Linked DNA regions of Homo sapiens: region 2 is linked to region 1. Evidence: read pairs that join two places in POLR2A ChIA-PET (ENCODE). Cell type or tissue: PC-3. All regions are shown on one strand. Each heading gives the region's core, and the rest is flanking DNA. Links, peaks and the distances in the headings are about the cores only.

Region 1 (5,387 bases), core at 226-5,225:
GAATTGCTTCTGAAGGTCCCTGGGCATCCCATGTGCTCACCAGGAGCCTCAAACAATGCGACTTATAGTCCCCAAGCAGGCGGGCTCCGCCTGAAACCAGCGGGCAAGCGGACCATCTCCTGTGTTTAACTCCTAGAGGAAACTGGGTTACAGCCTTTCATCCCTTTTTTTTTTTTTTTTTTTGAGATGGAGTTTCGCTCTTGTTGCCCAAGCTGGAGTGCAATGGTGCAATCTCAGCTCACTGCAACCTCCGCCTTCCGGGTTCAAGCAATTCTCCTGCCTCAGCCTCCCAAGAAGCTGGGATTACAGGCATGCACCACCATGCCTGGCTAATTTTTTTTTTTTTTTTTTAGTAGAAACAGGTTTTCAACAAGTTAGCTAGGCTGGTCTTGAACTCCTGACCTCAGGTGATCTGCCCGCCTCAGCCTCCCTTATCCCTTTTATACACAATGTGCTGCAGAGGCCTGGACATTTCTGTCAAGTATCTATGAGCACCCATTTGTGCAGCACAAACTCATTTATAAAGGAGAAAGCACTTCAAACTACAAAGATGCTTCAGGACGCATTATTCAGTGTTCTATGTTGCCAATTGCCTAATAGATTTCAAATTTAGCTTCTTTGTTTCAAATTCATGGAGGTAAATTGGGACCAAGAAATTCTTTGACTTAGGACACATGTGTTATTTTAGTTATTAAAAGTATTTATTTAAACTATCAAAACAATGTATGTTTTGGTAGTTTAAATAAATGTACAGTTTAAATAAATGTACAGAATGTACAGGTTAAATAACAAATGGAAATCCCCTTTCTGTATCATATCTGCCTAACTGTCCTGAATCTCAACCTTGCAGATACTAAAAAGGTTAATGGTTTTAAATATATTTCCCCATTACATTTCTTGGAATTTACACACACACAGAGTGTGACAGAGAGAGAGCGAGAGCAGGAGTGAGTGAGTGAGAGAGAGAGAGAAAGAGACGAAGATTTCGATAATGTTAGTGTGATAAAAAGCTATGGCCATATGTTCAGAAAGACATTAATTTTATAAGGGTGTGTGTGTGTGTGTGTGTGTATCTAAGTATTTGTCTATGTTGTGTGGAAAAAGTACAGAAATGAAGAAGTGGGCAATTCTTGAAGGATGATGTTGGGCGAGTAAATTAAGATACACAATGGGGAAGTGATATGGTTTGGCTGTGTCCCCACCCAAATCTCATCTTGAATTGTTGCTCCCATAATTCCCACGTGTTGTGGGAGAGACCTGGTGGGAGATAATTGAATCATGGGGGCGGTTTCCCCTACCCCGTTCTTGTGTTAGTGAATAAGTCTCACAAGAGCTGATGGGTTTACAAGGGGTTTCCCCTTTCCTTTGGTTCTCTTTTTCTCTTGCCTGCCACTATGTAAGGTGTGCCTTTCGCCTTCCACCGTGATTGTGAGGTCTCCCCAGCCATGTGGAACTGTGAGTCCACTAAACCTCTTTCCTTTTATAAATTACCAAGTTTCAGGTACGTCTTTATCAGCAGCATGAAAACAGACTAATACAGGGAGAGAATAGAGCTCCCCATCTTCTGAGATAAGACCTTGCTGTCAGTATGGCCTTGGGGCTATATGCTGCAATCATCCCTATACACAGCTTAAGATAGACAATACTCTCACTCCTTCTAATGCTGGCTTACCAATTTTGAGTCAAAAAATTACAAAACACCTAGTTCTGTGTGATGGGCTGCCTAAATTTCATGAGTAAGTTTTCCTTTCTATTTGTTGGAAATAAAGCACAAAAGTCCATTTTATATTTAAACATTATTTTGAATTCAAATTTCAAGGCATTTTGAGATCTGTTGCATCATCAGTGATTCTCAAAGTATTTCTAGAAAATCTAGTGCTCCTAGATGCTAGTGGAGGAAAGGCATCTCTGGTTAAGTTTATTGTGGGTTATGTGGCATATATTGATCTTGAGAGGTAGCAATGCACGCTGAAGGCCCTTAGAAGCTTTGGAATAAAAAACATGACTGATAATATTTTTAATGCTATTTTTCAACGTGTTTGTTCAGAAAAATCGTATCTACCCACCTATCTATTAATATCTATCTACTTATATGTTTATACCCTTATTCTCACTAAACCTCCATTTCTTCTACGTGAAATGGGTACAATGCCACAGGATCACTGTGACAGCCTCGTGCGTTCATGACCGCACGGTGCTCTGGATCATATCTGGCATAAAATAAGCACTCGGCAAATGTGAGTGACTGTATCAGGCAGTTCCCACATTGCTGTAAAGAAATACCTGAAACTTGGTAATTTATAAAGAAAAGAGGGGCCACGCACGGTGGCTCACGCCTGTCATCCCAACACTTTGGGAGGCCAAGGTGGGCGGATCACTTGAGGTCAGGAGTTCGAAGCTAGCCTGGCCAACATGGTGAAAACCCATCTCTACTAAAAATACAAAAATTAGGTGGGTGTGGTGGCACATGCCTGTAATCCCAGCTACTCGAGAGGCTGAGGCGGGAGAATCGCTTGAATCTGGGAGGTGGAGGTTGCAGTGAGCCAAGATTGTACCACTGCACTCCAGCCTGAGTGCTTCTTTTTAAGACTTATTCTCAAAAAAAAAAAAAGAGGTTTAATTGGCTCCTGTTTCCACGGGCCCTACAGGAAGTGTACTAGCTTCTGCTTCTGGGTTCTGGGGAAGCCTCAAGAAGCTTCCAATCATGGTGGAAGGTGAAGGGGAAGCAGGCACATCTTACATGGCCGGGGCAGGAGGAAGAGAGAAAGTGGGGAGGTGCCACACAATTTTAAACAACCAGATACTGTGAGAACTCTATCATTATACAGTACCAAGGTAGATGGTGCTAAACCATTCATAAGAACTCTGCCCCCATGATCCATTCACCTCCCACCAGGCCCCACCTCAACACTGGGGATGACAATTCAACATGAGATTTTCTGGGGACACAGATCCAAACCATATCAGCAATTAAGCAGACACAAGGTGGATTTTAAGACATGCTTCAACATGTACTCTAGTCTAATGTATGCCAGCGTCAATGATAATCCGGCTGAAGTGCCCAACTGAGGCTACCCTTTAAACTAAAAATAATCAGTTACTATTTTATAAGACTGACTCAGATTGAGAAGTCTCAAATAGTAACTGAGAATCCTGTATGTTTCGCAACCTCCTTCACATTTGTTTCACCTACAGTAAATTCCAGCTGCTCACACAAAAAGAGGAAGTGTGCAGATGGGTGTATTTATATATGTGTGTGATTGTGTATTTTATATGTTGAGCTGAAACTCAGGGAAATTGGGCTGTTTCCTTTTCTTGTTTCTATTTATTTTCTTAGTTATTAGGTTGAGACCTGTCAATATCATTCACTTGACACTTCCATGCAGCATGGACCACAACACACTCTTCTCACTCTGGCTCACACATGCAGCCCTTTCTACATATCAGGCTATGAGCTTCCAACTTTCTGAATAACAAGATATCTATTTCCTTGCAGTTTCACACTCTGTTCACACTTGATTTCCCTGTTTATTTGCTTAGTCAACCCTACTCTCTTCCAACACCCCTACCACACTCTTTCCTTATGCTACTAGATCTTTAATTGGCCACAGTGATCATGCTCGTTTATTAATTTTAAAAATATTTATTGACTGTCTGCTCTGACCTGGCCTGTGCTGGGTGATGTAGCCCCTAACGGGCAAACATTCCAATCTGTTATATTTGCTTCTCCCCGTCTCTCTCCAGCACTCACAACACAGGCTGAATATTGTAGCAGTATGTGTGAGACGTGCACAAGGATGAATGGAAGATGGATAATATTGTATAAACGGAGGGTTGAAAGCAAGTGCTCCACCTGAAAGACAGTTATAGTTACAGAAATGAAAACTGATACTTTTTTTGAGATACTTCATAATTTCAAGATGCAATTATATCTCCATAGGGCAATAGGATCCCATAATTACAACCACAATCCTTCGGGCCCTGCATTTTAGACTCTATAGCCCCCAGAGCTCTTGAGCCCTCTAACACACTGCCATCCTGGGAAAACACTCTGGGGACCCCCTCTAACAGGCCTGATGCACCTGGTGAAGCTTCTGCTTAGAGAGGGGTCACAACTCAGCCTGGATCTTCAGGTAAAAGGTTGGAACATCAGGTATTCCAGGTTCACAACATGACTCATTCTAGGAGACTCCAGCTAGGCTCTGTTGTTTGACAGAGGATGGCCAAGTTGGTCTTAAATGAAGGCCTAGGTTGGGGCACGTGCAGATCCAGGCGGAAAAGTCAACCCATGGGATGCACCTGGGACATGCCAGGTGTGGACCCTTGAGGACCTCATGACTGCATTCTGCAGGGAAAAAGACAAGAAACCAATCAGACATGTTCACTGCGGGGCTTAGCCTTGCTGAAGAAAAACAAGAAAATGCCTCAGTTGGAGAAAGATCCTATGAAGGCCATCCTGAGAGGTAGGGAGAGGAGAGTATTGTGAAATGAAGTCATCCAAAAAGGGGATTTGGAGCCACGGTATTAGTGAGATCATACCAGACATGAGAATGACTCTAGGCTGAGCCACAGTGAAGGAACTCCAGCAGGTGAGCATTGGGAAAAGAGGCAGAAAGAGCCTATCTGGGGTCAGCTCTGGGATTGGGTTCTTAGCGGAGTTGGGCTTGTCACCCTCGGCGGCTAGGAACCCATCACCTATATGATCATGCTCCACAGGAGATCCATGCTTCTTGGTGTGGTTCCATTGATACCTGTAATCATCATACCTCAAGCTCAAGCCTGGCTGTATCACCAGGGGCAGCCAGATAGTAGCTTTGCAGACCATGTGGTCTCTGTCACGAGCAGCAGCCACAGGCCGTATGTGTCAAGTGTAGCATAAACATGTATAAACAATCAGATGTAGCTTTAAATTCTTTCTTACAAAACATGCATTGGACTGAATTGGTCCTGAAGGTCATTAGTTTGCTATCCCCTGAAGGAGTCTGTAGCTTGTCTGAATATGAAAATAATTACACCAAATGCTTGGTTAAAACAAAACAACACAGTAACAACACTTTAGTTTCTGCCAGTAAAAGTAGGAGAGTCAATAATACACAATGGCTAAGAACTCAGTCTCTAACATTAAACTTACTTGAATCTAGTCTATAACCAATTCTTAATGGTATAACCCTGGGAGAGTTTCTTGGCTTTACTAAGCCTCGACTTCTTTGTCTGTAAAATGAGAATAATAGATGAATTTACCTTTTGGAGTGTTCTAGTGATGCAGCGATAATGTATTTAAAATGCAATGATTAGAACCTGATATGTGTATGGGTCAATTTATATGAACTATTGTTATTAGCAATATGTTCTCCTATCATGAACCTAGTTGGAAAGACATAACCTCA
Region 2 (5,387 bases), core at 187-5,186, 120 kb before region 1:
ACATCAGTTTCCCTCATCTTGTGTTTGCACTTCCCCTTGAATAGCAACTTTGACTTCTTAGGTGTATGGTAGTCTCAGTTCTGTGAATGTAAATTATGACAGATGTCAGTTAAAGTAAAAGTCCCCGTGGAGTGGGGTGAATCTGGAAACACAGTGTGCTTGTTCATCCCAATAAGATCCATAGTTATGGTCATACACAAATACACACACCAAGGAGAACTCACTGAGCCTGGAGCCCTTGTTGGTCTCATCCCCTGAAAAAAAGGTTCACTTTCCATCCTGAGGCAAGGCTGAGCTCAGGAAAATCTACTTGTCCCCATCAGAGAGTGGGAAAGCAGCACACACCTCTGTCCACACAGGTGAGCCAAGAGCACAGGACACTCTCCAGTGAACCGGCGTCGGAGTGGCTGAGGGCTGGACTCTCCACGCTGTGGAATTGCACGGGGATGTCACACACTGTGGGACAGGTACAGGCTCAGCTAGAGCGCCCTCATGGCCCCCAAGTTTACATCCCCAAGATGTTTATGGTCCCAAGAAACATCTGCCAGACACCAGCCCACAAGCACAGCTCACAATAACCCTCAGCCAATGGCAGAGATGACTAATCCTGCCCCGTGATTTCATTGAACATTATAATATCTATAACTCAAATATCAATATACCTTGTGTGCTCCACTTTTATTAGAAAGAGGCCAGTGTCTCTAAAGGAAATGCCAGCTCTTCCAAAATAAGTAAAATATTGACCAGGGCAGCCTTCAAATGCAAGCATTTAGCCCGGTTAAAAGAGAACTCATTAAAACATTGACTTGAGTGGTGGTACTACTTTTATGTTTGTAGAAAGGATATTATTTCTAGGCTCTAAATAATTCATTGAACAGAATATACAATACCTTCTATTCATGAAAATTATTATAAATTTTAGTGCTATTTGATTCAACAGCACATTAAAGCGTTTGCTGTCAATTACCATGTAGCTCTCAATTTCTAAATAACAATGCTCATTTCCCTGAACTCTAACCTAGTGTTTCATAAACTTCACATTTTCACAATCAGCATTCCGTGTTTCAAAGATAGATATTCACTTTATATCTAATGTTTCCCAAAGGAAAAAAAAATAGTTTACATTATCTGAGACTTAAATTTGTGTTTGTGTGTTGTTGTTTTTTTAAAACTAATGAGAAGGTCAAATACTTTAATGATATCCTCATATCTCTTTTAATTTATATTTTAAAATTCAGGGCCTCAATCTTGCTCAGGATGCAGTGTAGTGGCACGATCATAACTTGATGCAGCCTGGAACTCCTAGTCTCCAGTGATCCTCCCACCTCAACCTCCTGAGTAGCCAGGACTGCAGATATACACCACTATACCCAGCTATTTGTTTAATTTCTTTTTTGTAGATACTAGGGTGTGGCTTCAAATGCCTTTAAGAAAGTTCAGTCTTCTCGGCCGGGCGCGGTGACTCACGCCTGTAATCCCAGCACTTTGGGTCGCCGAGGCGGGCGGATCACGAGGTCAGGAGATCGAGACCATCCTGGCTAACACGGTGAAACCCCGTCCCTACTAAAAATACAAAAAATTAGCCGGGCGTGGTGGCGGGCGCCTGTAGTCCCAGCTACTCGGGAGGCTGAGGCGGGAGAAGGGCGTGAACCCGGGAGGCGGAGCTTGCAGTGAGCCGAGATCGCGCCACTGCACTCCAGCCTGGGCGACGGAGCGAGACTCCGTCTCAGAAAAAAAAAAAAAAAAAAGAGAAGAAAGTTCAGTCTGCTCTAGTGAAGGTTATGTGCAACCTTTCTCAGAGTTGAAAACATCTTGAATGCTACTGTCTGCCTGGCAAATAGCTTGAATAATCATTGAGATAAAAGCAAAAGACTACAACTCGATACAAACTATTTGCCCCAAAGTTACACCCAGAAACTCAAAGCATTAAAACAAATCCCCAGTGTTTCTACTTTACGTACGTGGAGACATTATATAATTTTAAACTTTTGATGAAAGCACTATAATTTTAAAGCATATACCACAAAAAGTCATAACAATCAAACTGAAAGATTGATGTGTTTATTTTCAAATTAAATAATAGGATTTTTTTTGTAGCTTTCTGTGACTCTGATTTACATTTCTCTTGTTTCACTAAACTTGGATTTTCTTCCTCCATTGAGTGTCTTTCATTAAAAGTGTTCTTATCAATAGCACTAGGTTAGAGCTGAGGGAAATTTGCAGTGTCATAATCTGTAATTATAGGGAATTAAACTTCTTTGGCATTCAAACAAAACTTGTCATTGACAAAGTCAAATACCTGTCACAATTTTAACCAGCATTAATTGTGACTTACAGGTTGTTTGGAAGAACATAACACAAAAGTAGCAACTGGGGCTCTTTCCACAGATGGAGTAAATTTATGACACATTCGGTATTGACCAATTATTTATAAAGTCTATTAAATTTGTCAGTGCCGCTGGTAGGAAAAGATTTATTAAAACAACTAATGTAAAACGCAATGAAATAGCTTAAGTCTCCTTATGAAATATTAATATCCATGAAATCTGGTAATCATAAGCCTGTATTTGCAATTTTGTTTGTGGATACTCTTAATTCAAGTGGTTGGTTGATAGGGGTTTAAGCTCTCATGACCAGGAGCACCCAAAGCACAAAATGAAAAGAGCTTCTGAGAATAATAAACCTCAAATTCAGAATAAGGATTCTCTCATAGCAAAATAGCACAGTTTGGGAAGAGAGCTCAATAGGTTTGAACTCTACTTGCCCTATTACTAAAATCATTTTGGCCTGTCAGTGTTTCTACTTATTCTCATTCCTCAAAAGGGATTGTATAAAGGACTCTTGCTGGCTTAGACAAACACGGGTAATAAGGACACCCATTTTCCAAAATGAGGTGATAGGCAACCACTTGCAAAGATCGTTAGTGAAAATTATGAGAGCATAGAAAGGTTGATAGAAGAGTCCAAGTGTTTACACATTTCTTTAGAAAGTCATGTGTGTTCGTCAGTTCGAGTGTTACCCTACCTCGGGGTAGCTTGGTGGGTTCTTTCCTCATAATCAGCAAAGTGGAGGATGCAGTTTTCTCATGATGTCATCAGCTAGAGGATGACACTGAGATGAGAATTCAAGTGCAAATAATTTCTTTGGTCCGTATTATCAGAAAACACTGTAGGAATGTGAAGTAGTGAGAAAGAAAAGGGAAGAAGCTTTTAAAAGGAGTGCTATCAAGCTGGTCACCACTGTGGGGCAATCAGAGCTTAAACTCAGTGAGGAACATTTGGAAGGAGCATAGAATACACACCTGAGAGTTATCTTCCCTTGACAATAGAGAAATGAAACTAACGTATTCATCCACCAATTCGTGGTGACTCTTGACTCTAGGCATAAAGTAGGCATCCTGCTTGTTTTTCATTGTTTCTTCTGCAATGTTACTAATCACTGTGTTTTGAAACTCAAATTTCACCATTACTGTCTATCTTTGTCCTACTTATTGGTAGATGACACAAATGTCCTCCTTCCTCATGTCATAAAGCTTTCAATTCTTGGCTCCCCCTCCCCCTCCTCAACACTCTTTTATCATCATTCTTTGTGGTTCCAGTTTTCACACAAATAATCCTTTTACATGCCTGTGCTTTCAGTTTATTTACCTCTCTTTAAACAACGTTTTCCTCGATCTCGTATCACTTATACAATCTCAGAATCATATCCTAGACATCATCCTTGCCCATGATCATAATGGATACAATTTTGGGGAAAAAAGTTTTAAAGTAATACAGTATATTTGTATTGGATTAAAATGTAGAGAGAACATTTGGACAGCAGTGATCTTTCCAAAGTGTCACTCAATCATATATAAGGTAGAAATTGTAAGAAAAATTTTGCGCCCTGAACGAAGCATTACATATTACATTTTAGAAAAAGTCTGCATGTCACCATATTCTGCTACCAATAAAAACATTAATGTAAATAAACACATTTAGATAAATATGAACATTATGTTCTCCTTCAGCAGTTTCTCCTGCTCTCAGTCTCTGGCATATTTTCTAAAATGTTTTATCAAAATGTAGGCATCTGCCACTGTTTCTGATGGCCAGATAAATAAGCAGTACTAGGGAAAAAATTCCAAAACAGTGATAGGTGCACTTTTTAAAGAAAACCATTCTTATGTTGTTTTGTAGCTGAAATTCCATTCTTTTACTTTAGAAATTCATTGACTATGTCAGAAAGAAGAGGAAGAAATCAGTTGGAACCAAATGTTTGGCTTAGTTTGTGAGAAAGAGAAACAGTAGGTAAAAACTGAATATGTGGACCACGCACAGTGGCTCATGCCTATAATCCCAGCCCTTTGGGAGGCCAAGACAGGTAGATCACTTGAGGCCAGGAGTTTGAGACTAGCCTGGCCAACATGGCAAAACCCCATCTCTACTAAAATTACAAAAATTAGCCGGGTGTGGTGGTGTACACCTGTAATCCCAGCTACTTGGGAAGCTGAGGCAGAAGAATTTTTTTAACCTGGGAGGTGGAGATGGGATTGCAGTGAGCCAAGATTGTGTCATTGCACTCCAACCTGGAAAACAGAGTGAGGCTCGGTCTCAAAAAAAAAAAAAGAAAGAAAGAAAGAAAGAAAAATTGAATATGCAGCCCTATGTATAATAAAAGGGGTGCATGCATTAGCTTGCATCTATCACATGGTATTATCTTTGTATAATCCTGTAAACACAGATCATAGAACTGAAAGAATGCACCCACAGTGTAATTAATTAGGGGAAATTCAATCTCAAACCAGAACCAAGTGCCTCTCCTAGTATTGATAGTTTTACTATCATAGGTAGCCTGGAATTAATACATGAATCAGTTTTCAGACCAGTTAACTCAGAATTGAACATTGTAGCGTGCATATGCATCTTACGTAATGTGGCCAGGTGACTGCTAGCCATTTGGTAGCCACGGTCTTCACATTCTAGAAATCGCATTGACCTTGTGTATTAAATAACAGATGCTGTTTTAATTGAACATGTTTGCACTTTTGTAATACAAATTATTACCTATTATAAAGGCATATATTAGGCAGAGCATATTAATTATTAAATCATCAAGATATATACTTATGAGGTTTGGCCAATATATACTCATGAGGTTTGGCCAGGTTTACCTCACTAACAATTTATTATAGGAACATATCTAGGTCGGACATTTTTTGTTGTTCAAATCAGTAGAGTTTCATCTCTCAGGATTGGAGTGTCCTTTCTCTGTCTCTCTCTCTCTCTCTTGCTCTCTCTCTCACATACAGTAAACCTTCACGTGACATTGTCAATAGGTTATTGGAAACTGTGACTTTAAGTGAAATTACATCTAACACAAGCAATCTTTTTTTACCGATGTTATAA

Evidence for each region. ChIA-PET counts read pairs that join two places held together with the same protein. Peaks named below come from ENCODE experiments on the same cell type or tissue, not always from the same donor. Only the 100,000 strongest peaks of a DNase experiment are listed, where the experiment ranks them.
Region 2: POLR2A ChIA-PET joins it to region 1 with 6 read pairs; 1 of 35 experiments calls an interaction of 5 or more read pairs at or near these places.

What each region holds. Positions count from the first base shown.
Region 1 is chr12:127,039,054-127,044,440 of GRCh38, forward strand. All of the region lies in intron 1 of LINC02405 (long intergenic non-protein coding RNA 2405), which reads right to left. Among named protein-coding and RNA genes, the nearest start is that of LINC02405, 19 kb to the right of the region's middle. RefSeq lists an enhancer at 2,985-3,114 and a silencer at 3,098-3,298. In PC-3, for the core only: no CTCF peak of the experiment used is centred there; a DNase peak (open chromatin) is centred at 3,178; H3K27ac peaks cover 1,243 bases.
Region 2 is chr12:126,923,126-126,928,512 of GRCh38, forward strand. LINC02405 (long intergenic non-protein coding RNA 2405) reads right to left here. Exons shown (of 7, transcript NR_104646.1): 5 at 1-80. Among named protein-coding and RNA genes, the nearest start is that of LINC02372, 51 kb to the left of the region's middle. In PC-3, for the core only: a CTCF peak has its summit at 3,250; a DNase peak (open chromatin) is centred at 3,256; H3K4me3 peaks cover 796 bases; H3K27me3 peaks cover 1,859 bases.